3 separate regions of the Homo sapiens genome follow, and all the other regions are linked to region 2. A link is a loop called in an ENCODE intact Hi-C map of the cell type or tissue named here. Cell type or tissue: dorsolateral prefrontal cortex. All regions are shown on one strand.

Region 1 (8,000 bases), 510 kb before region 2:
ATGCCATTAATATGGCCACCGGACTCTCCAGCATAAATCCCCATCGGCACATCTAGGAGACCTTTTTTGACAAGGCATAAGACAGCCTCTGGTTGTCATCAGATTACAATCTACCTCTTTAGTGTCTCCTCGCTCTATTGTCTCACTAACCCCCTCTACTTGATACTCAAGAAAATAGCTCATATTGACTGAGTATGTTTCAAAAATATATCCTTACAATACCTTATCATTCTCATACTGCAAATGAAGAAACTGAAGCAGAGAGGTCAAATAATTAGCCCAGCATGTGCACCTAAGTGATGGAGCTGGTATTTGAACCTAGACCATTTGACTTTGGTATCTGGTCTCTTAACCGATGCTCTTTATTTCACATCCACAGTAATTTCTATTCTCTGACTATATCAAGATTTCTCACACCTTTGTATCTTTACAATTGTTTTTTTTCCTTTGCATGAGAACTTCCACTGTCTCCTCATTACTTTATCCACCAGATCAATTCTTTGACATCCTTTAAGGCGCATCTCCAAAGAAACCCGCGTGTCAATTTATCAGACCTTACCAGAAATATTTAGTAGTTTTTCTGTGTGCTTGCCTAGCATTTAAGACAATGTAAATATGACATGTCTTCCTCATTAGAAAATGTATTTTATATCTTAAATTTCTACCGTCAAGTGCAGTGCGTGACAACAGCTGGCTCCCAGTGAATGTCTATTGGATTTTTGGCTGCAGGGGGTGGAGGAGACAGGGCCATATGAACAGGACAACTTTTGGTCAGGAGGTCTTGAGATTGCTGATTGAGCTGAAATTGTCTGGACTCTTGAGATTTCCCATTCTAATTTGAGAAACATTGATCTATACAAGAATGAAGTTCATTGTAGTTATCTTAGGTTATCATTCATGGAGCTATTGTTGACAAAGAGTCATGAGACTTCACAGCAGTGTTAGAGCTGAGACCAGTTAATAGGTAAAGCCCTAGTTGCACAAAGAAGTAAACTGAGATTAGAAAGATTAAGTAACTTATCCACAATGACACTGCAAGTTAGTATCAGAGCTCTGCTTAAACCTGCATTTTCTGACTTCTAATCTATCCATAGTTCCTGGCTCTTTCCTATGAACATACAAATGCCAAAACGATTTTATGTGTTTATACACATATACATATACATATATCTTCACTGCTAATGAACTGATTCAATAAATGCATGTATTTGCCTCACATAAAGCCTGGATGTATTTGTGGGAATGATTAGAACTAATATGAATTCAGTGATTTATACATGAGATCGTCTCATTTACTTCTGAAATGTACAAAGAAATTCACAACTTCACTTTTCCCCCAGGAGAGGAAAAAAATCTATCCAGTCAACAGTTTTCCAACAAAAAAGGCAGTGCAAAGGAATCAAGTTTATTGAGTTCTGCTGACTTACTTTTCCCAGTTTTCAATGCTTCTATAACTACCATCATGATAGCATAAAAGCGCTAACATTTTTGTAATAATTGTCCTTTACCACAATTTCTGAAAAATGCTTTACATGCTTTATCACATTCAATATATAAAACAACCCTATGAGATAGATCACAATTACAATTTCCTATTTTATAGTTGGGGATACTAAAGCCCAATTTAATAAATGCCACAGGGTCATAGAACTTTAAAGTGGCAGAAGCCGCACTTGTATTTAAAATGAATCTGACACCAAAGCTTATGCTTGTAACCATGAATCCAGTCCATATGTCTTTAACAGTATATTTAATTTCCATCCAAAATGATGGAATCATAGAATTAAAGACCTAGAAATGATATTGGATGCCACCAGATCCCTATACGTCACTTAATAGAAACACAAAGTGAGGTTCTGGAAAATAGGTGAATCAACCTCTCCTGGACTTAGTGTGCTTACAATTTTTCCATATTTTTCTATATCACACAATAAAGTGCTTTGCATAGTGTACATACTTAATAAATATGGATGATTGACTCTCATGGATTCTTCCATAACTGTATACAGCCATATAAACACATGCATATGCATATATGTGTATCAATGTCTAGTCTGTGTGTTTCCAATAATACAGAAAGTTAGAATAACAGCCAGCTTGTCAAAACATAGCAAAAAGGACCACATTTTGGAAAGAATTACAGTATCATTACTGTTGACATGGGTAGAATAGATGAGTGTCCCCTAACTACTGCCTGTCAGGGCCTACTCCCATCTCAGCACTGAGTTTAAATAGTACTCAGCCAGCTGCCTGTGGATTTAGCCAACATTGCATGTCAATGCAAAAGTCTGATTGCCCAGATGGTTATTTCTAGGCCCACGATCAAAAATAGTAACTGAGCATGGCTGTAAGGCATATCACCCTGCACATAGGCTAGTGGTTTCTTGCTTTCTTCATATATCCTTCCTCTGTGCAGAATAGGCATGTTGATGTTAGCTATTTTAACAACTCTCACTAGGAACAAAAAGAGAGAAACAGAAGGATTTGGGCAGCAATCCTCTAAATCTGTGAAAATCTCTGTATTACTCTGCCCCTCATATCTTCAACTGCATTCTTTCTTTCCTCACTGTTATTATTGGATATAGAGTATCCACTCTGTGAACTTCCTTGAGCATGTATTTTCCCCCTTTATGTATCCCCTCTATCATCTCCAGCACAGTAGTTTTGCACTTGAAAAGCAAAATAGAGAAATGTAACAGACACAAAGCAAACAGACAAAACAAAAAAACTTCAAATGCTCTGAGGGAAAAAAATGGAAGAAGTTCCAATTTTAAAGTTTGACTAGCCCTTTGCCTGCCCCAAGGTAAGAAAATGCTAGCGCAATGCGGAAAATCAGATCTGTGATGCAGTGCTTTTGAACAATTCAACTTGTGACAAGAAACAGAACAACCCTCAAAATTTCATCAGAGCAAGTTTGATTAACAATTCTGAATCCCTAAATGGTGAATTAGGAACTCTCTCTGAGGCAAAAAGTGGGGAGGCTGTAAAGATCTGGAATACCATCTTTGCCCTGACATGCCTTGGGTTTATAGGGAGCCACTCCTGGTTACATATTTGGAAAGAGATCACTTCATTGCCTTGGAGGGGAGCCTCTCTTCTTATAAATTACATTAATTCAGACCTTCATCGGTCCTTCCTGGTTCTATTTCAGTAAACAAACATAGGAATAAATTGTTCTGAGCTTGCTTTGTTTATTCTAGTTCTTTCCTCCACCAGCTCCCTTTTCTGATCTTTCTATTCCCCTAGGCAGAGAATCTTTACAGGGGAAAATTGCTCATTTCAATGTTAGCATTTTTTCTTACACTGGAATAACGTGGCTCAGCTACTCTGACCTTGAAGTGCAATCCCCCTCTCCCCCACTATAAGAAATCATCAGGGGCTGTAAGGTGAACAGCACCACGTTTCCATTTCTTTGCAATCCATATTTACATGGTGAAGGTTATGCTGGTTCCAAAGGAAAAAGGACAGCCCATCATCCTAAAAGAATGACAGATAAGGATTAGGGTTAATACTGGCAAACATTTAGAAACTGAAAGAAAGACTGCATTCATGACAGAAATAAAAGGGGCCATTCTTTGGCAAAACATAAAACAGCATCTGTTGAAACAACTCAAGTTCTGAGCTGCTTTGCATGGCATCCTTTGTTGCCCAAGGATGGCAGCTTCTCTCAGGCCTTTGAGGACATGAAATGATGACAGATACGGGTCCTGTGCCAAGAAGCAAGAAAAAAAATCACATTTTGATGTGCAACTACTTGATTCTTAGCCATCTAAAAATACAGAGAGGAAGCTGTCAATTGCATGTAATGAACTGCTCTGGTAGCACTGGGTGATTAATTTCCAGCTTTACCCTGCTCTATCATGTACTGTGGAGAGCACATTACCAGAGCTTTTTGGCTTCAAGGGAAAGATCAACCCCATGTGTGTAATCTACTCCAGGTGTACCAAAGTGGGCTCTTTGCCCTTTTCCTTTGGCTCAGTACTCTATCCCACTGACATTCTGGTGTGATGCATTGGCTTTTTCTTTGTGCAATGTTCATAATAACAAAGTCCAGAAAATTCCCATTTGATTCACATATTTATAGCAACAACTCGTTTTTGTCAGTATTTTTAACATCATACTTTTTAGCTGTAAAATGGGGAAAACAAAAACACAATCTTGGTCATGCTTTAAACCACAGAACTAAATGCTGAGGTCACCTACCACTTGTAGATTATTAACAAAGCTTTTAATACACACAACTGATTGTAGGTATTATTAGAAACAGAGAGGATGAATGTTTTAAACCACCAAGGTCATTCTCATTTGTATAGTGTAAAAAATAGAAAACATCAAATACATACACTCTTCGCTATTTCATATTTATTCCCAAAACATTTCAGATATATCTGATTAAAGGACTGGTAACTTTTCTTTCTCCACATATGAGGTAGCTAATAGATACCAGCCTTGTTGAGGAAAAATGGACTTTGTTTTACTGCAAGTAGATTTTATGACTTTTTCTTTTGATGTCTAAATCATGAAACATGCCAGAGGCACTTTGTTGTCTGTTTATAGTACCTATGTACACTCTTAATGAGTTGCCAATTTTTACTTCCTTTAAGAAACCCTAATGGTAAAACATTTATCTACATATTGAAAAATTCATTTAAGCATGTTCTGTGCTTCCAATGAGGCACCGTCTAATGGTCTTTTTAATTAAATGTTGGTTCCAAGGATTTCTCTGTTGTTTAAGGCTGTAGTTCAGCTTGTTCATCATGGATTGCAGGTTGGGAGACATGAGATTTAATTCAAACCATTATTTTTAAGGGAGGATTTGGCTTAAGTTGTTTTAAAGATAACTCAAAAGCGGTATACGTACTTAACCCTGAGAACTTACTGATGACAATCTTAATTTTAATTTTGTTTTGGCCTCTCTGTTATAATACCAGAGGTGGAAAGACTTACTAAGTAAGAAAATCTTTGCCAACAAGTTGCCTTTATGAAAGAAGTTTATTTTTGTTAATTGACCAGAGGCAGCAGTTGGGTAACAAGTTGCAGCAGCTGATGCACTGCACACCTATAGGTTGGTAGGGTCACGGGATCTCAGTTCTATGACACTATGAGGTGGTGTTACCCAATTTGAGGCTCAGCTATTCTCAAGAATAGTTGAATGTTGTTACTAAAGTGGAAATTATTGGTAGTGGGCGAGGACAATGTTGAGACAATGTTAGGCTGGAGTGAAATTTGTAAAAGAAAGCCACAGAATCGATTCAAACCCAAATCTAGTCTCCGGAGTATGCGGGAAGACATGGGTACCTGCAGCGTAAACTCCATTCTCAAATGCCTTCTTACCTTAATATACTTGGAAGCCTCTATAGCTGCACCTGGGGTTAAAGAAGCAATATTGCCTACCTGAGTGAAGCATGTCCCTTCTCTTCTTTTGTGAGCTTTCTCCATTACTGAAGGGAAAAACAAACAAAAAGTATTACCTACTTTCTTTCCCTTACTGCTAAGAAAGAATCTGGTCTTTGATTAGGCAAATCTGTTTCCCTACTCAAGAAGAAACAATAAAAGTCCTTTGTTGCAGTATCCAGTGGACCCTAAGTTGACTTTGTATCAGGGCCCATTTTTACTAATTAATCACCTGCACTGCAGATCCTTAAAAGTGAAAGTTCTATTAGTTGGTTAAGGATGTCTTTCCTGCCTCCTTCCAGAAGCTATACATAAATGTTCAAGACAATTTTTATTGTCACACTCTCCAAGGATTACAATAGATGGTCACTTTAGGCATGGTTTCCAGAAACTCCCCTTTCTGCATGAGCTAAAATATTAAATGTATAAAAACAATTATGTGGGAAATGCTGTATTTCAATGCTTAGATTTACTCATATTAAAACTAAAAGATCATTGGGTTGGAAAGTGAAGAAAACCATCTTGGTCCTGGGTGAGACTGTGTCAGAACCTGGAACAATCTTCTCAGAGGCTCATCAACAGAATAAAAACATGTAAAACATCTATCTTTTTTGTTTCTTTGTTTCTTTAGCCTACGGGATGACTACTGAAAAGTTCCCCCCAATATGTTCCACTTTATATAAGAAATTGTTTTCAATATAAAAAAGATTTACTGAAACATTAATAACATTTTAGAGAAAAGGAAAAATAAAGAGTAATTATGTAAACAGTAGAGCCAACAAGAGGCAGGAAAGCATCTCTAAAAACCCAGCAAGACCCTTAGGCTAAATTAAATAGTACTAATATTTATTGAATGTTTTGTGCCATGTACTTTACATATTCAATCTCAATTAGCATTCTTAACAATCCTGTGAGGTAGATATTATTATTCTAAATTTTAGAGATAAGGGTCTGGGACTCAAAGAGTATAGGAAACTAACCTCAGCAGTTGTTCAATGGCAGAAGGTGAAATCAAGCTCAAGTCTTCCTAATTCCAGAATTCACATTCTCCTCCCTCTACCGTTTGGGCTCCTGGGCAACAGAACTGAGTAAGCAAATGCTCTGTGCAACTATTCCACAAAATTCTTTTTCTATGACTTGGGATTATTTAAGGGTCAGGTCCCATCAAATATCAATGTGTGGAAAGCCATGGGCAAAGCTAATCTCAGATTCTGTACTTACAAATACTCAAGTTCAGGAGACTAGTATGTTGCAGGGTTAAAACCGGGATCCAGGTTTACCTTCATCTCTAACCCTCTTCTCCCTCAGGATGAAGGCTCAGATCAGTTTCATCTATATGCTATGCCTGCCTGACCTGGAGAACTTGGTGTTAAAGGAAATGTGTTTATCAAATGTGTCATGTTATCCTTGGAGGGCAACTGAGGATCAGAGCACAGCTGCCTTGAATTGTTCCATCGAGTTATTCCACTGCAGTTAAGTGGAACATCAAAAAACGTCAAGAAGCCTAAAACATGGAAACTTGTTTAATTTTCTCAAACAATGGCACTAACCAAAGCAAACGAAACTTTGACAAGAAAGAAGCAATTGTTTAGCCTTGTCATGTCCTCACAGTTAATAATACAAAGGGTATATTCACAGTGCAAAGATACTTTCCCTTTCTCTCAAAATAGAAGACAACGTATTGTAAGATATTTTACAGATGTCCTTCCTCATAGAACTCTGTAAACTTTACTAGCTCAAGAACAAAATCAAAGTTTCAATTCACGGGACTGATTCATCTTGCATTTTAGGTATTCTAATGGTATATTTGTACTGTGTGTTGCAACCTATAGAATAAATGTACTTCTTCTTCATGTTTCCTGTTTGCTGATGACAGATACCAGTGGCTCACCTTTCGGCCTATGAAACAATGATTTCTTTTCAAATTTGAAATCTGAATAACTATGCACCACAATAGCTGCCTTTGACCCAGAATTTTTCTCTAGTCATTATCTTCCAAAGAATTTTTCTGCAGTTCGTTATCCTCTAAGTTCTGAATCTTATCCAAAACCTGTTACAACTTAAACTTCTGGCTCCCACTCTTAAGGACTTGCTGTTTCATCAGATCTTCCTTCTCCATTTTTCCATCAGTGAAACCTAAAATAAATTCAAAATCATAAGAATGTAAGAGCAAACCTAATGTTCTGTATCATGGCATAATTTTACTTAGAGAAACCAAAATATCTGAAGGTGAGTTGTTCAAATCTTAAGTGACAACAGTTAACTTACTATGAGCAATAGAAAAAAAATTTAAATATTAGAACAAGTGCTACAAAAGAATGGACATTTTGGGACAGAAACTTTCTGTATTGGTAAATCTGCCACCCTTCTGAATAATAAATGATTTGATTTTACTTCCACAAGAATCACTATTGTGCTCCTCTTTGGCGACTTTTGGGGAATTGTTACAGTTTTGGTTAGAGTGGAAAGCACTTATACATAAATGAATTCTTTGATTAATAAAAGTATTTTATAATTTTATATGTATGCTTACCTGAGATGTTACATTACAAAACATCATTACTGGCTGGGCGCAGTGGCTCATGCCTGTAATCGCAGCACTTTGG
Region 2 (8,000 bases):
GTCAGGAGTAATTGTGCAGCATGAACACAAATACAAACAGAAAATGAATGCCATGGAGGAGCACTGAAAACAAATAAGAGTAAACATTCTAAGCCTACGGACCAATCAGCTCCTCCCACTGTCTCTTTGTGGAGGCTGTAGTAGCACCCAAATCTCCAAGCACAAGAGACAAGGGAGGGAAGTGAACGTGGCCTTGAAATCTCAACAACTGTGGTACCCTGACTTCCCATAACGATTACTGACTAGCTGCTGTTTGGCTTCAAGACAGCAAAAGCTCCTTCAAGGTTTAAACTCGGGAGATCACCAAAAATCAAAACTCCTTAGTTGTTTTTTAAATTCTAAAGTGGGAATTTTAGAATTTAATTTACCCTATTTACTCGAATGTAACTTTTGACTTCTCTCTATTGAAATGCACAAAAACAAACAAAAAAATTTATGTGTGGATACAGAGATAGGAGACTGGCAGTGCCATTTTTGGCTATTTAGTAAAACATCTTGTATTGATAGAGCTTGCACTGATATTTTCTCGCATGATTAATTTGCATGTTTAAGCGTTCACAGTTTCATTTAATGAACATATCCCCCCTGACAAATTGATAATTCAGCCTTCAATTACGCAGAATTCAGTTAAGTCTTATCTGTGTAATCCATCAGTATTTGATTTACAAACAGAAAATTTCTTAATCCATTTGCCCTTGTTTGAACTGGGTTTGATAACTTAGTTATGACTATCTTCTTCACTTTGTGGCACATATCACATAGTTATTCTTGGATAGATACAGTCACTGACGCAACCATGAACCGCTAATTACAAGCTGGTGACATTCTGCTTGTCTATGCAGCTTTGAAGTTCTAAGGCTGTTTTTCTCTTGTGCGCTTGCTCTGTTTCATTCTCTTCTCCTCATGCCACCCACCCCCAATCACTTACTCTCTCTTTCCTCTTTTCACTTTAAAGCCTTTCTGGATTCACTCTAGGACTATCTGGAGAAAGAGGTAAGAATGATCAGATTCTGTAACTTATTGCTTTTCCTTTCCTTCTGTACTATCCCTGCACACAGATCTACAGTTTGAAAGTACAGTAATAAGATCCTCACCCAGCCCCATCCGCAGGAATGCATCAACAGCTGGCCAAACATAATCCAACACACAGAGCTGCCTTTGTAGAATTAGTAACAAACAGTGGAAGGGCCAGACAGGCGTCCCAGAAGAGCTCCCCATGACAACTGGGAAACCTCCTCACCCCCAGGGTTGAGCTGACTCCACTGAGCTGGGGTTGGAGAACCCCAGCTCTCACATCTGAATCTACAACAAGCCTCAAGTGCCTGCCCTCAACCTCACTAGAAGCTATTCAGAGGGCATTCGGCTCTCCATAACAGCAAGTTAGAAGCAAGCATTCTCCATACTAACAACAGCCATACTCTGCCTCATGGCACATGCCTTTTGAAATGCAACACTGCAAATCTCCAAATCACATGAACAGCATTTACACCTGTACCTAACCATCAGCTGTGAGCTGGTAGGACCACCTCTCGTCTTTAGAAAATAATTTCTTTTTGCAAATTATAGGCTGATCCCGGCACTCTGAAACATGTAAATATAACACTGTATTCATCTCCACTGAGCATTTAGCATCTGAAGCCTGTGGTAGCCAGCTGGTCTCAAAGTCATCTGGGATACATTTATTTTGATTAAATTGATCAGATTTCTATTTACAGGATAGAATTTTTTTGCCATTACTGAATACAGCTGTGTTTACAGGGATTTGTAGAAGAAGAAAACAAAACCCCACAATCGGTCCTAGCAAAGCACAGAGCATTCAGAACTGGAAGGAGTTAAAACAGAGGGGGCTTGCTTTCACAGTAAAAAGAAAATTCTGCATGCAGCTGCTTTGGCCATGCTGTCTCACTAGTCAGGAAATGGGTGTTGAACTGGAGCTGAAAACACAAGCTGCAATCAAGCCCGATCCAGCAAAGTGACAGACTTCCTGTGTAAAATGGTCAGAAACCTTTTTTCATGTCTCTACATGCATGCACATGCATTTAAATCCATGCTGCGAGGCTGCGATTTTCTCTGGGGACACTGGTACAGTCACCTAGCCCATCAGTTCCTTCGTCGACAGCGCCGGGGACATCCAGACTACAATTTACAGTTCCTCTATCCATGTGCTGGGTTATAAATTATGCCATCCTCCCTAGAATGAGAATGCACAGCAAGCGGCAGACAATCACCCGGCATTCGGCATCTCTTTCTTTTCACGCGCTCCCTCGCTCCGCCTTTCTCCAGCTCTGCCTTCTCAGGCAGATACATCAGATACCTTGTTTATCCATCTTCAGCTCCACTCTGAGGTAAAATGCCACCACATCTCGCCATGGGTTGTCCCCCCAGACTAAATCCCTGGGAACAGCCTGAGCTGGGTGCACGCGGCCGAGGCGACGGCTGCCCTTGCCCTGCGGAGCACGGGTGGGCATTGGATGTAAGGTATTCCTAACTTCCCCTTCCCCAGTCCTTGGCGTCCTCTCTAGCCATCCCACCCCAGGTCTTCTGCAGCTTCACCCTGTCCTCCAAGTCCCCTCGCCCAGCTGCGAGGCAGGAGACCCCGGCCGGAGCTCCGCCAGCAGGTCCTTCTTTCGCAGGGCGCAGACGCACGATTCCGGGATCGGGTGCACCACGGCGAAGCCCAGGCGGGAGACGGCAGGAGCAGCTCAGGTAACCAGGGGAAGCTTGCGTGCCCACGGAGATGCAGCCGTGGAGCTGTGAGGAAAGACGGTCTGGCTTCAGAATTTAAAAAAAAAAAATAGAAAAAAAAAAAAAAAAAGAAACACAAAACAGCGCAGCTCGGCGCCAGCGGGGGTGGAAAAAACAGACACAAACCATAAAAAAAAGCAAGAGTTAAAATCAAATTTCAAAAAAAAAAAAAAAAAAAAGGAAATACAGAGATCAGAGTACTTCATGCGACTTTTATTTCTGACGTTTCTTGGTTTATTGGCCTCCCCACCCCCTCCAAAATCTGTTCTGTCCCTGAACACCACTGTCTGTCCATGAGTGCCAGTCACAAAGACTCTTGCTCCCAAGTGCTGCAGACCCAGCATCACATGAGAAACCACATGACAAACTGCAGTCGGCTGCTGATGTGGTCAACTATTTCACCCAGGCAGGGGGAGCAGGAGGGAGACAAACCTCAAGTGAGACATGCCCCTCTCAGGCGGCCAGGAAGACATTTCCTTAAAAGAACAATGAGAAGCATGCCTCTGAAGCTTGCTTGGGAATACATATACACTTTTACATATGCGCACTTACAGAGACTAAAGAGGCCGTGGATACTTGAAGACATTCTGAGGATGCTGTACCACAGACACTAGCTGGATGGCAGCAATATTATTTCTAGTATGTATTAGTCAAAGCTGATTCCACTTAAGTGGATTCCTGAAAAGCACACACCACGTCTTCATAGCATGATCAGGCTTGGAAAACCTATTCTATTATCTCTCCCTGCAATCTGTATCTGAACCTGCATTCTGAATAATTTATTTTTAGACTAATAAGATGCTTGCCAAGACTGCTCCCTTTCTTCGGTAAGCAGCACAGGCAATATTCACCCGAGTAGGAAAGCCTCGTCCCTTTGTAGGGAGAAGAGAAGAGATGGTTTTTTAAAAATGCAATTTCTTATTTAAAGGCAGACAAACACATAGCAATAAAGTTCTCGCAAGTAATCTTAAAAACAAGTGAAATGTTTCTGCTTCATTGAATCGACATGTCTCTTATTTGCAGTTTGGCATCTCATGCTGGCAAATGGTGGTGATATTTTTCTAACACTGCTCATGGCTGCAGCTACAGCCCTTAAGCCACATGGATATTGCTACTTCTCAGCAGGGTGAGAGCAAACAATTGCTTTCTGGAGCACCTTCCTGTGGAGGTGCTGCACTGCCAGGTATGCTTTACTAGTTACATTAAGGCAAGTACAAGTGAGATGGCCTCAGGGTCTGTAGATTCTGTCACTCATCCTGGAATTAAGTAAGTTGCCTATTTGGGACGTCCTTCCCAAGACGTGAGAGGTATACCTTTTTAGCAAAATTGATTATGCCGGCTAACTAGAACCGGAGAATCATTAAACAGGTGGGAGGTAATTGTCTACAACATGTCTTATTGGACTGTGTAGATATCAAGGTAAGTGGCCTTTAATTCATTTGAGATGCCCTTTCAGCCTCTCACTGTATAAGTGTGTCAAGGATGGTCCCAGACCCTGGGGTTCCAATGATGAGCAAGAGATGCATGGTCTCTGCCATCTTGGAGCTCAAGGTCCAGTAACTGCACACATCTTTTGTCCTTCAAGACAACCTTTTCCCAATTTGAATTCTCCAAAGTTAACCAAGGAAGAGATCCAGCAGTCACTTTTTACCCTTGCCTTTTCAACATCCTCTATGATCTCCCAAATCCTATATATTGTTTCTTTACCATCTGCCCTTGGATTTAAGATTTCTTCTCCATTCATTCCTAGAGTCCAAGCTCAGGTTCTCATACCCTCCCACCCAATGATCTCCAATCTGGTCACCCTCTTTTTGTTTCATTCCATTTGGCAGCCTGCCACCAAACTAATCGTACCAAACCACCACATTCATGATGTCCAGAACTACTGTCCAGATGGGTTAGACAACCCTTTGTCCAAAACCAAGGTGGCTCCTTATTTCTTCACGTTCATACACTACCAGTCAAGACAATCTATTATCTGATTATTCATTGTCTATTTAAACAGATTGGTCTATTAATGATCTTCTGATCACATCCTCCATTGAATCAGAAAAAAAAATGGGGGCTCAATTTTGTTAATAACAACGCATAAAGCATTGTGTAAGAAACAAAGACACACGAAGCATTGTCCCTGCCCTCAGAGAACATACTCTATAGAGCCTGTGCTACTTTTTTCTATCAATCATTACTAACCATTTATTATCTTTTATTGCTAGTCATTTCTTCAGGTTTTATTTCCCATGAAAATAATTAGTAAGTCTCAATCCACTTGCTAAGTGTGGGTCAGATAAGTGGTACCACAGATGGGCTGAAAAGGGAACAAACACTTCTACCTAAATGTCTGCGGAGGTTCCCCGAGTTCTCTGGGATTTGCAGTGAGCTATAAAATATCGGGCCAGGGAGTAGGGCAGGATTTAGGTATTAACAACAATAGCAATGGCAGTCGCTAAAAATTAGCACTTACTATGTGCCAGCATCTATTCTAAGCATTTTAGGTACATTAACCTACTTAATTTTATGAGAAAATATTTTTAATAAGTTATTTTCAGTGATACACAGACAGAAGCACAAGAGGGAGGTTAAATAAGTTGCCCAAACTACACAGCAAGTAAGTAGTAAAGCATATCTGGCCCCCGAGTGCGTGGTCTTAACCACCGTGCTGTCCTGCTTTGGAAATGAAAAAAATTGTGGGAGGGAGACCAGGTAGGTGAAAATACATGCATATGTCTGAAGGTGGATGAAGGAATCAAGTAGGGTGTTAGTTCTGTAGAAGCGGGACTAGGTTGAGGAGAGCCACAATATAAAGCTATTACCCTCTTCATAAACATTGGGACCAACAACCAAATTGTAGGATAATAAGTCCGGTAGCCAAATCTAAGATTGATGGGGGAGGAAGGGATTGGGTATAAGGAGACTAATCAAGAGGCTTCTGCAATTGCCTGGCTAAAAGGGAATGGTGCCCAAATCTTGGTAGCGGTGAAAGGAAAATTGAGATGGATTCTGGAGGTGTTATGAAGAAATGACATTATTGCGGTATTCTTGGAAAACAGAGAAGAGGTGATGGTAAAGCTGACTCTACATTTTTTAAAGCTCAGCTGAAGAAAGAACGCAGGTTCCTGAGCTTAGGAGTTGTGTCGTTCATCTTTTTTTCCCCAGTAGCTAGCAAAATGCTTGATATGCCTTTTTAAAGTAATGAATAAATGAAGGTGATGAAGGTAGAAATGGGAACATCAGAAGTGATGACGCCACATATAACAAAAATCTCTACAGTGAATTTAGTAATTCACAGGGTATCTGAGTGGCTTAGGTGGGTTGGCTTCCATCATGCCATTACTTATATATAAACAGAATTTGTTTTCTCTTTCCACCTTTGGCTTGCTTTTCAGATGCTACCTGATTTCCCCCACCACACGCCTCAGATGCTCTTCCTCAGGCTGATCTCAGTCAGGCTGCGTTTCCTCTACCCTGCCCCAGCGACCCCCATCCTTGCCCACCAGCTGTAGACTCATCCTGTCCAGATCTGCCCCCTAATCAGAATGTTGAACTTACCAAGATGATAAGATAAGCGGGCTAACATACTTTAACATTCTTTTATTTTTTTTTTTAATAGCACAGGGAGAAACCACAGACGTTTATCAGCCTTCTCACACAATTTTAGCTAACCAGAATACTAAATTAACGAACGTACCTCATTTCTTGGGCAGTTAATGAAGGTTAATGTGACATACTGCCTCTGGCTCTGGAAGTAAAAAGGGGTGTTACTGCCTCATATTATAGCTGGGGAAAAAAAAGTGTTAATAATCTTTCTCATCAGCAGTAAAGAATTGAGCTTTTAATACCCAGATATATTTTAGTAAAAGGCTAGTATATCATCTGTAAGTGGAGTTCAAGAGCAGTGTTAGATAACTAGGGCATTTCAAGAGCCTGCTTACACCACAGACCAAAAAAAAAAAAAAAAAAAAGAACAAGAGAAAAAAAAAATACAGCCAAAGCTGAATTTATTCCAAGAGAAAAGAAAAATGTGAATTTATGTTGGCAATATTTTCATTTATATCACTTTAGATCAACTCTAATAATCTTTAAATAGTAAGAAGAAAACTTGGATCTCACAAATAAGTGATTTTGAGTAAAGGGGGTAAATGTGTGAGCAAGGTCATTGTTTGATTCAATGATGTTCACACAAATGCATTATGTGGACCTGCTAATCTAAGACAGTGTGGTAGGCATTGTCTAGGGCCCTTAAAGAGCTTACAATACACTTACCCAGGAAGACACTTCCCTTCCTTTTACAGAGGGAAGCTATTGCATTTGATGAGAGCAAAAAATAGCAGGGGAGGCAGGGTAGGTGCAGTGGCTCACTCCTGTAATCCCAGCACTGTGGAAGGCCAAGGTGGGTGGATTGCTTGAGCCCAGGAGTTCGAGACCAGCCTGGGCAACATGGCAAAACCCCATCTCTACCAAAGAAAGTACAAAAATTAGCTGGGTGTTTTGGTGTGCACCTGTAGTACTAGCTACTCAGGAGGCTGAGGTGGGAGAACCACTTACGCCTAGGAGGTAGAGGTTGCAGTGAGCCATGATCATGCCACTGCCATCCAGCCTGGGCAACAGAGCAAGACACTGTCTCAAAAAAAAAAAAAAAAAAAAAGAAGGGTATGCTCTCTTGACAGGGAGCCAACCCACCTTAGAGATCTTACCATAGCAGAAATGGCTTGCATGATGTGAATATTCAGTGAATGTGACTCTTCAATCCTTTAAGTGAATAAGAATGCTATGCTTTATCTGTGCAATCCTGGGAAATATTAATGATGTGCTGATAGTGTCAAGAAAGGCAGGGTCTATAGGTTTATTTAGCAGAGTTGCTAGAGGACTTAAAACTGCATGTCATGGTTTCTAACCTCTTCAAAATGGATGCTGAATTAAGATGAGCCCTTCCCAAAGCAGACTGACAAAGTGACTAATTGCTGGCTGCTGGCAGAGGACTGATTTCCCCTCTCTCTGCTGTCCAGCGTTATTACCCTCGTCCATTTTACAGGGACCAAATGGCAAGTTTAAGGTGGAAGAACTGTGTTTGTTCACCTGTGAGTGGTTTGACCTTAGACTTTGCAGAGCACTGTCAGGAAGTCGGTTTTTCCATGCTCTTTACAGTAAACAAAGACAGTGTGGCTGGGCTCCAAATGTTACAGAAGGTCAGGGACCAAACTGCCTCAAAGACAAAGACTGCTTCCAGAAATTGAAACACAAAATAGATGTGAGCG
Region 3 (8,000 bases), 590 kb before region 2:
CTTTCGGTTTTATCCATATATTTTCAGATATCCTCACATAACATTTCTTGGCTCTGGCTGCTTGACCTCACACCCTGGATTCAATTTGACCAGAGGCTTTCCATTATTTGCTCTGATTCTTCAACTTGGATTTATGGTAGGATTTGCTCTGATTCCACACAGGACAACTGCAGATTCAAGGAATGAGGTCAGGATGGAAAAGCATCGTGACTTATAGTTTGGAATAAACACCTGCACATTGCACCGTGAGGCCTAGCTGATGCCAAACCCAGGTTCTTGGGGCGTCTCCTGAAAGGCCTGCCGGATTCTTCCCAGGAGAGAGCTAAGAAAACTATGAGTATTAGTAAATGGCTGCGACTACTGGCTACTTATCGATAGCCATTTTAGTGTGCATGCAGTCCAAAACATTATTCATGCTGTCATCCACATTGTGTACACATATACTTCAAGGGGTTAGGACTTACCTAACATAAATTATGGTGAAACAGTGAACTTGTAGACAACATTTCTGATGTTGCATCTCTTATTTATTTCTCTTTTTATCACAGAATTACCTACCATGAATCAAATTCTCAAATAGTCATCTATACAAATCCATGTAAACCTTCAAGCAAAGTTATAGGCAGCTTGAATTTAGCCTCTTAGGTCTTGTATAAGAAGGTGACATTGACTTTCTCCCTCTCTCTTTTTTCTTTTTTTGGAACAGGGTCTTTCTTTGTCACCCAGGCTGTAGGGCAGTGGCACAATTATGGATTACTGCAGCCTTGACCCCCTGGGCCCAATTGATCCTCCCACCTCAGCCTGCCAAGTAGCTGGAACTACAGGCACATGCCACCATGCCCAGATAATTTTTTAATTTTTTAAATTTTCTGTAGAGTCGAGGTCTTGCTCGGTTGCCTAGGCTGGTCTCAAACTCCTGGGCTCAAGCTATCCTCCCACTTTGGCCTCCCAAAGTGTTGGGATCACAGGCATGAGCCACCACACCTAGCTGAGATTGACTTTCAGGAACTTAATGTACATAATATCTTTCTAAGCCAACTTCTTCCCATTCTTACACACTTTCATAAAGCACCCCAGGGCCCTTTTATTACAGACCCTGTCCATCAAGACCTATGCATTTGATATTATATTCTGCTTTCCACCTTTTGTCCTCAGCAGCAGAATCAGTGTAACAAGTCAAGGCAAGGTGAGGGGTGGTAGTGAAGATCCCTGAGAACCCAGACTGCAACTCCCAAAACAACATGGAACCACTACATTAGACTCTTCATTCTTCAGTAAGATCACACTTGCCTCCCTGTGTCAAGAAAGAGCAAAGTCAGTTCTTGGTTTAAATTTCTTTTGGTCTCTATAGTACAGTTAATCTGCATTGTATATTATTATTGAGGAACAAACTCAAATAAACACTAACTGACCTACACTGAAACAGTGCAACAAGAGAAATTGTACATTACGGTGGTCAAGTGCTTGGCTTTTGAAGTCAGGCAGATCTGAGTTTGAAAACTGACTCCACTAAATACTGATGGTAGTTAATATCTATAAACCGTATTTTTCACATCTATAAATTGTTGATAAAATTATATTTCTCAGAAAGCGCATATGAAAATTAAATGTCATGATGCCTAAATAGTCCCCAGTATGGTAAGTGGCCCATCATAATAATTTAATAAGGGTTAATATTATTAGTTACATATTGGTAAAGTGTCTTTTAGGAAACTACCTTTTTGACCTAATTAAATGGTAACTGCAATCATGGAACAAAACCATCAGGATAAGAAAACCATTCCCCATATCTAAAATAAATTCTTGCAACTACAGCATAAGAACACTTTCTCTCCTTCCTTCCTTGCTGGCAAAGGAAACTAGCTGATCACCTTCATCTATCTGTCGAATAACACTGCACACAAGGGAATTGACTATTAACCCTACTTACTCTACTCCATGCTGTTAACTCTACTTACTCTACTCCATGCTTTACAAAATAAATAAATAAATAAATCCCGTCTCATTTAACCTTTCCAGACTGGGTTTGTTTTTTAACTCCTTGATAATCTTAAGGGCTCACTTTTGAACATTCCACATTGTCTGTCTTCACTGTAAGGGTTCAAATAGATTCAGTGCCTTGCACCTGCCTGGCATTGTCATACTGTGAGAATGGCCAGGGTGGAAAATGAAGATAGGGAAGAGCTTGGGTTTTCCAGTCAGATATTTTGCTGCCTTGAAAGATAGTAATATGTTGCTGATGACAGCTCTTAGATGCTACCAATTTGACTCTAAGATCCCTTTCATCGGCATGTAAATATCTAATTTCTATTCTTACTAGCGACTTTTTTTTCTCCTCCTTAAGTTTCTTTATCCTTGAAAAGCAACATGTGGAAAATCAAGGAAAAAAATTATTTGCTGTGATGTTGTGAAAATGTAAAATAAGGCTATTATGGCCCAAAGTACATGGTTAATTCCATCTATCTTCCATTTCAAACTGTCTCTTTTTATAGCCCATCTTCTGAACAGGTACTTATATAATTTGACGTCTGGACAAGATACTAACAAACAATAATCAATATCAATATTTTCATAGTAACGTGGAGAAAATGGTGGCGTGGTCAAAAAGATTGGAAACACTATGTTATGTCCACCTCTTGGGAACCCCTGATGTGCAATGGTTTATGAAAGCCTAAGAAGTCCAGCAGTAAATAAGACTGTTCAATTTGACTAAACATGTCTTCCTCAAACTTGTATCATGATGGAATTATTTTGGGGGATGCGTACTTACATGCGATAGAATTTGCATTCCTGTGGAACACACATTGATATGTTGCTATTACTCAACTTTATTACTGTACACAAGGAAACTGAGAGCCAAACTGAGGCCCTTTATTTTTATTCCTTTCAAATGTTATATTCTTTCTCATGTTTGTGGAGGGGGGAAAACAGCTATCTATAGAGCATTTATGCTACCTTTGCCCCACTGATATTTCTTATTGCATTTTCAGCCAAAATGACTGAGCATGCTTTCATCTGCCTTTAACAAAGAGAAATAGCAAAAGTGTAGGCTTCTGTTTAGAGATCGTTTATACCCTATTCCCTAATTTTCCCCTCCATATACTTCCTCAAGACATGTTAATGCAAATGTGTCTAGGAGAAATGTGTACTCTTTAGTAATAAGCTAGAGACTTAGTCTTTCATCCACCTTTGAACAAGTAGTTACATAGCCACATTTACTAGTTCCAAGTCGTGCTAATATATGAGGAAATGACAAAGCATTAGGTCACCATGAAGTCATAAAATATCTGAGGAGTTGATCAATATTAATTTATGAATGCACGTATAATGTGCATATCTCATTTTTCAGCTGATGACTTCTATTACCCGGAAAGAGCCTCATGGAAGAGAATTATAAAAGTTCTTTCATGTCAGCCTTGAAATCGAAGGCCGTAGAAAGCATTCATTGGAAGAAAGAGGTTACTTTTTATTATTGTGTATGACCCAGAGCAAGTGTCTTCAGTGTCTTCATTTCTTCTCTAAAGAACAACTCATTGGAAAATCACTTGGAGACCCTCACATAACAGATGAGAGCAATGTACTATCAAAAACCTGAATAAGAGAAAGCTCGAGAATTGATTTTCTATGTTGCTGTGACCAATCTGCTTTTCATTAGTTCCACTGACATCAGTACTAAATATATAAAAACAAGAGTTGTGTGTGTATATTGTTTTGTATTATTTTTTGTTTTATCATAAAAGCTCCACCCTCCGTTCCCCACCCCCCACCCCACCACACACAAGCTGTAGCCTTCCAATGAAGGGGGAAGAAAAGAAATAATTCTCATATTCTCCTATTTGCCCCAGACCTGAATTACTCCATTTCCTCAAGTCAGCAAATCCCCTGTACATCTGAAGCACTAAACTCAGTTCCTGAAAATATTGCCTGCTTGTTAAAGCACCCACACTGGATAGGCCCTTAAAGAGCCAGACATGCCTTGAAATTTACTGCCTCAAGCCCATCCGTCTTTCCAAGGCCTGCAATTTTCTTGAGTCTTTTCCCCAGACAAAAAGCTTCGGATGTTTGTCCCTGCAGAGGGCAACCAAGAGCTATGCTGCCAGTCGAACCCATCCTTGTACCCTGAAGAAACAGTGAGCAAGGATTCCTGGCTTTGGCCTTTGCGGGAACTTGACAGCTAATCCAAGTCATGCGAATGGCTTTAAGCTGACCCATCTTTTCTTTTTTAATTTAACAGTATGTGCAACTGTTTGGGAAAGACCAATTAGGCTGACCCATCATTTCTTCAAAGGCCTGATTGTTCTGATGTTTGGTCAAGCACACATACTACACGTAGATATGCCGTAGAAGCCAGATTTAGATACAAATCTACAGGCGTTCTGAGTTTCTCTGCCATCCAGCCAGCTTCCCCTCTTTTTAGGTGGATGTAGTCTCATTTGGCACCTCAAAGCTTGACGCAACACACCAGACTTCCTTCAGACCGTTTTACAACTGGTTTGTTTCGTTAATTAACCTCCTTTTGTGAGGTCTAATAGCCATCAGCCAGAATGATATTGGCTTCGTAGCAAAGAGTTTTATAGCTGTGTCACAGCATATTTTGATTTTCCAGCTAAAATTATCTACTATGCTCTCCGCATTACCATTTAAAGCACAGAAAATTTTCTTTGAAGCTGACAGTGTCCTGTTCCTCTTCATTAGAGTAAGCCAGAACTGTGCCATTAAACATGCTGCAGCAGAGAGGCCTGCAGGAGGCCCCTTCTCAGTTGTCCCTTCTTAGGCTTCAATTAAAAGATAATACTGACTACTTTCATAGCCCAGAAAAGTAAATTAACTCATCATCCAAGGAAACACAAGGTCTAAAATATAATTTCTTAGAAATTTGTGGCGCTTCCTCAGGTGAAATCTGTTTTCAGCTGCTTCTAGCTCCTATTTGGTAGGCACTTTCTGGAGACCTACGCTCCTGGTCATTTCAAATTCCTCTTAGCACCTTTATGTTCCTAATGGCATCTCTGAATTTTAGATCTAAGGGAATCACAGAGAGCAGATGCAAACTGTGAGATTAGACCATTTTATAATAATGCCTTAGACCAATGTTCTCAACCACTGATACTGCCATCAGCAGCATTAACATGAAAATGCCCGGGTACCACGGACCCAGTGAAGAAGAAATTCTGAGAGTGAGGTCCAGCAAGCTGCGTTTTAACAAGTCCTCCAGGTGAGTCTGATGCAAGCTAAAACTGAGAACCACTGCCTTGGGTATTTTTGAGGCTTTGGAGATTTCCAACTTATTGTGACATCCAGTAGTTTTGCTTCTTTACATTATAACTTCATTAAGTAGGCAGAATAGATAATACCTTTTCCAAATCTCTGTAGAGGAAACTATAGTTTAGAAACGGTGTTTGTTCAAGAGCAGCCTGTTGCTAAATGTTAAAGCAAGTCTAGATCACGAGGTTTCCAGTCCAACACTCATTTCCGCTGCAGTCTGCAGCCTGTGGAACAGAGTTGCTACCGCATGGACATAGAAGCCAGAAAGTCTCACCTGGCTCTAGTGACAGCATCGGCTGGGCCAACCAGGTAGAGCCCCTAATGGCTGATCCCCAGGAAAGTAAGCAAAAAAAGAAAGAGAGGAAAAGAGGAAGGGAGGAAGAGAAGACGGAAGGAAAAGGAAGAAAGGAAGGGAAGGAGGAAAAAAGAAAAGTTAGAAAATTGGATTAAGGATACGGAACAAAGATAAGGAATGAAGAGAGTCTATAGCACCAACAAATACAGTATGGGTATGAGAGAAAAGCAAACATTTCATGAAAGGGTAGAAAAAAAGGAAAGGAGAGCCTGCTTAAAAGGTAGAAGAAGAACCACCTTAAATATTTTTCTTAGGATTTCTGATGGGAGAAAACCACTCAAATTTAGCACAATGTCTTATAACAAACAAATATGGAAGCCACAAAAAATTGTTTTGGTTCAAAACACATTCAAGGCATGTTTTACTTCCTCATTTCTCTTTACATCTTTATTGCCAAAGTCAGTGTGTCTAAAAGTGACAAGACAGGTGCATTGGCTCACACCTGTAATCCCAGCACTTTAGGAGGCTGAGTTGGGAGGATTGCTTGAGCCCAGGAGTTCAAGACCAGCCTGGGCAACATGGTGAAATCCCATCTCTACAGAAAAATACAAAAATTAGCCAAATGTGGTGGGGCACACCTGTAGTCCCAGGTACTCGGGAGGCCGAAGTGAGAGGATCACCTGAGCCAGGGAGTTCTAGACTGCAGTATGCTATGACCACATTTCTGCACTCCAGCCTGAGTGAAAGAGCTAAACCCTGTCTCAAAAAAAAAAAAAAGTGACAACAAACCAAATCAGAACAAACAGATATTTGTTTACAACGAAGACTTCTGAGCAACATGTTAAATTTACCAAATCTGGATGTGGCACGTGGAATCACTATCTTTATCCTGTATCTCAGATGAGCTTCCGTACTTGTCACTAGCTAGACCAGTAAGAGTTCACAGTCTGCAACTGTTGTATTTTGTTTTTAACTAAATAGAATTTTGTAACTAAAAAGGAAAATTAAAAACCTGCCTCTTCAACATCCAAGAAAAGGCCAAAAAAAAAAAAATCTCTGTTTTGAACCCAGTGTAGTGGGAAAAGGTGTGACCCAGGACATAACAGAAAAGCTCATTTTATATGGTATGTGGTCCCTATCTGAATTGAGTAGCAAAGAAATAGTGTATTTCCCATAATTGATATATGTGGTATGTAATGCCTCTTTAGACACATATAGTGATAAAAATGAATATTTGTGCTCTAAGTATAAATATTGTACAAATATATTGTGCTATAGTAAAAATGTTGCTAAGGGACATGATTCTATGGGAAAAAAAATGAAGAAAAATTTATGGACCCAAAGATGTAGTCTCTGGAAAGTCATCCTTTCTGCCCAATCTCCTACTTATACTAGCTGGACAGAAACTGCCCACGCAGTGAACAAAACTGAGTAGATTCTTATCTTGTTAAGAGATCTTGACCCTGTTTCAACAACCATTCTCCATCACTTAAAAACTAGGAAGTTTAAGAGTTGTGAAAAATGCATATGCAAAAAAAATAAATAACTGGCACACCCTTCTCAAGTCAATTCCATCTGCTCCAAATAACACTCCCTTTTAAACTTTGTTCATTAAGCCATTGGTTCCCAACATATATCCCCAGAGATCATAACTTAATTGGCTTGGGATGTGGTCTGGGTTTTGGAATTTTCAAGAGATCCCAGAGGATTCTAATGTGCAGATAAGTCTGGGAAACATTGCCTTAAACTAATCACTTAAAGCAGAATAAAAGCCAGTGTTGATTATAGTACTGTATTAGTCTGCTCTCAAGCTGCTATGAAGAAATACCTGAGGTTGGGTAATTTATAAATGAAGGAGGTTTAATTGACTCACAGTTCCGCATGGCTGGGGAGGCCTCAGGAAACTTACAATCATGGTGAAAGGCACCTCTTCACAGGGTGGCAGGAAAGAGAATAAGTGCCAGCAGAGGAAATGCCAGGCGCTTATAAAACCATCGGATCTCATTAGAACTCACTATCATGAGAACAGCATGAGGGAAACCACCCCCATGATTCAATTACCTCCCACCGGGTCCCTCCCATGACACATGGGGATTATGGGGATTACAATTGAAGATGAGATTTGGGTGGGGACACAGCCAAATCATATCAAGTACTTAAATTCAATCAATTTCCCTGGTTAAAGCCCTCAGTGACTCCCCTTTGCCTATACCATCCATTAGGTCCTATATTCTAGCTCTCAAGTCTTTAGCAGGAAAAGGTAGGCATCCTATTATCTGACCATTGCCTGTCTTTTCAGTTTAATTTCTATCTTCCTGCCCAACAAATTTACAAATGTGAAACTTTCTATAAGGATTAAAGAAAACAGCTTGTGCTATACCTTTTTAAAAAAAAATTTTTTTTCCTTAGCCTTCCCACAATGAGTCCCTGTTTCCTGGAATAT

The links. Hi-C counts contacts between places; a loop is a spot of excess contacts. Peaks named below come from ENCODE experiments on the same cell type or tissue, not always from the same donor. Only the 100,000 strongest peaks of a DNase experiment are listed, where the experiment ranks them.
Region 1: it touches region 2 in a loop (8-fold over the local background); 3 of 110 quality-filtered maps call a loop at or near these places.
Region 3: it touches region 2 in a loop (6-fold over the local background); 4 of 110 quality-filtered maps call a loop at or near these places.

What each region holds. Positions count from the first base shown.
Region 1 is chr6:22,653,407-22,661,406 of GRCh38, reverse strand. The region is part of intron 2 of LINC03005 (long intergenic non-protein coding RNA 3005); the gene reads left to right. It overlaps LOC105374973 (a long non-coding RNA gene), which reads right to left. Exons shown (of 5, transcript XR_007059497.1): 3 at 6,375-7,530; 4 at 5,395-5,441; 5 at 1,385-3,477. Among named protein-coding and RNA genes, the nearest start is that of LINC03005, 61 kb to the left of the region's middle. In dorsolateral prefrontal cortex, a CTCF peak has its summit at 3,490; a DNase peak (open chromatin) is centred at 3,656; H3K4me3 peaks cover 767 bases; H3K27ac peaks cover 1,990 bases.
Region 2 is chr6:22,141,385-22,149,384 of GRCh38, reverse strand. All of the region lies in intron 9 of CASC15 (cancer susceptibility 15), which reads right to left. It overlaps NBAT1 (neuroblastoma associated transcript 1), which reads left to right and starts at 2,192. Exons shown (of 3, transcript NR_034143.1): 1 at 2,192-2,345; 2 at 2,634-2,706. RefSeq lists enhancers at 1-1,040, 3,666-4,167. In dorsolateral prefrontal cortex, CTCF peaks have their summits at 3,112 and 3,312; DNase peaks (open chromatin) are centred at 1,180, 2,264, 2,644 and 3,104; H3K4me3 peaks cover 3,888 bases; H3K27ac peaks cover 4,045 bases.
Region 3 is chr6:22,733,651-22,741,650 of GRCh38, reverse strand. No RefSeq gene overlaps it. Among named protein-coding and RNA genes, the nearest start is that of LINC03005, 20 kb to the right of the region's middle. In dorsolateral prefrontal cortex, a CTCF peak has its summit at 4,078 (motif pointing right); a DNase peak (open chromatin) is centred at 4,110.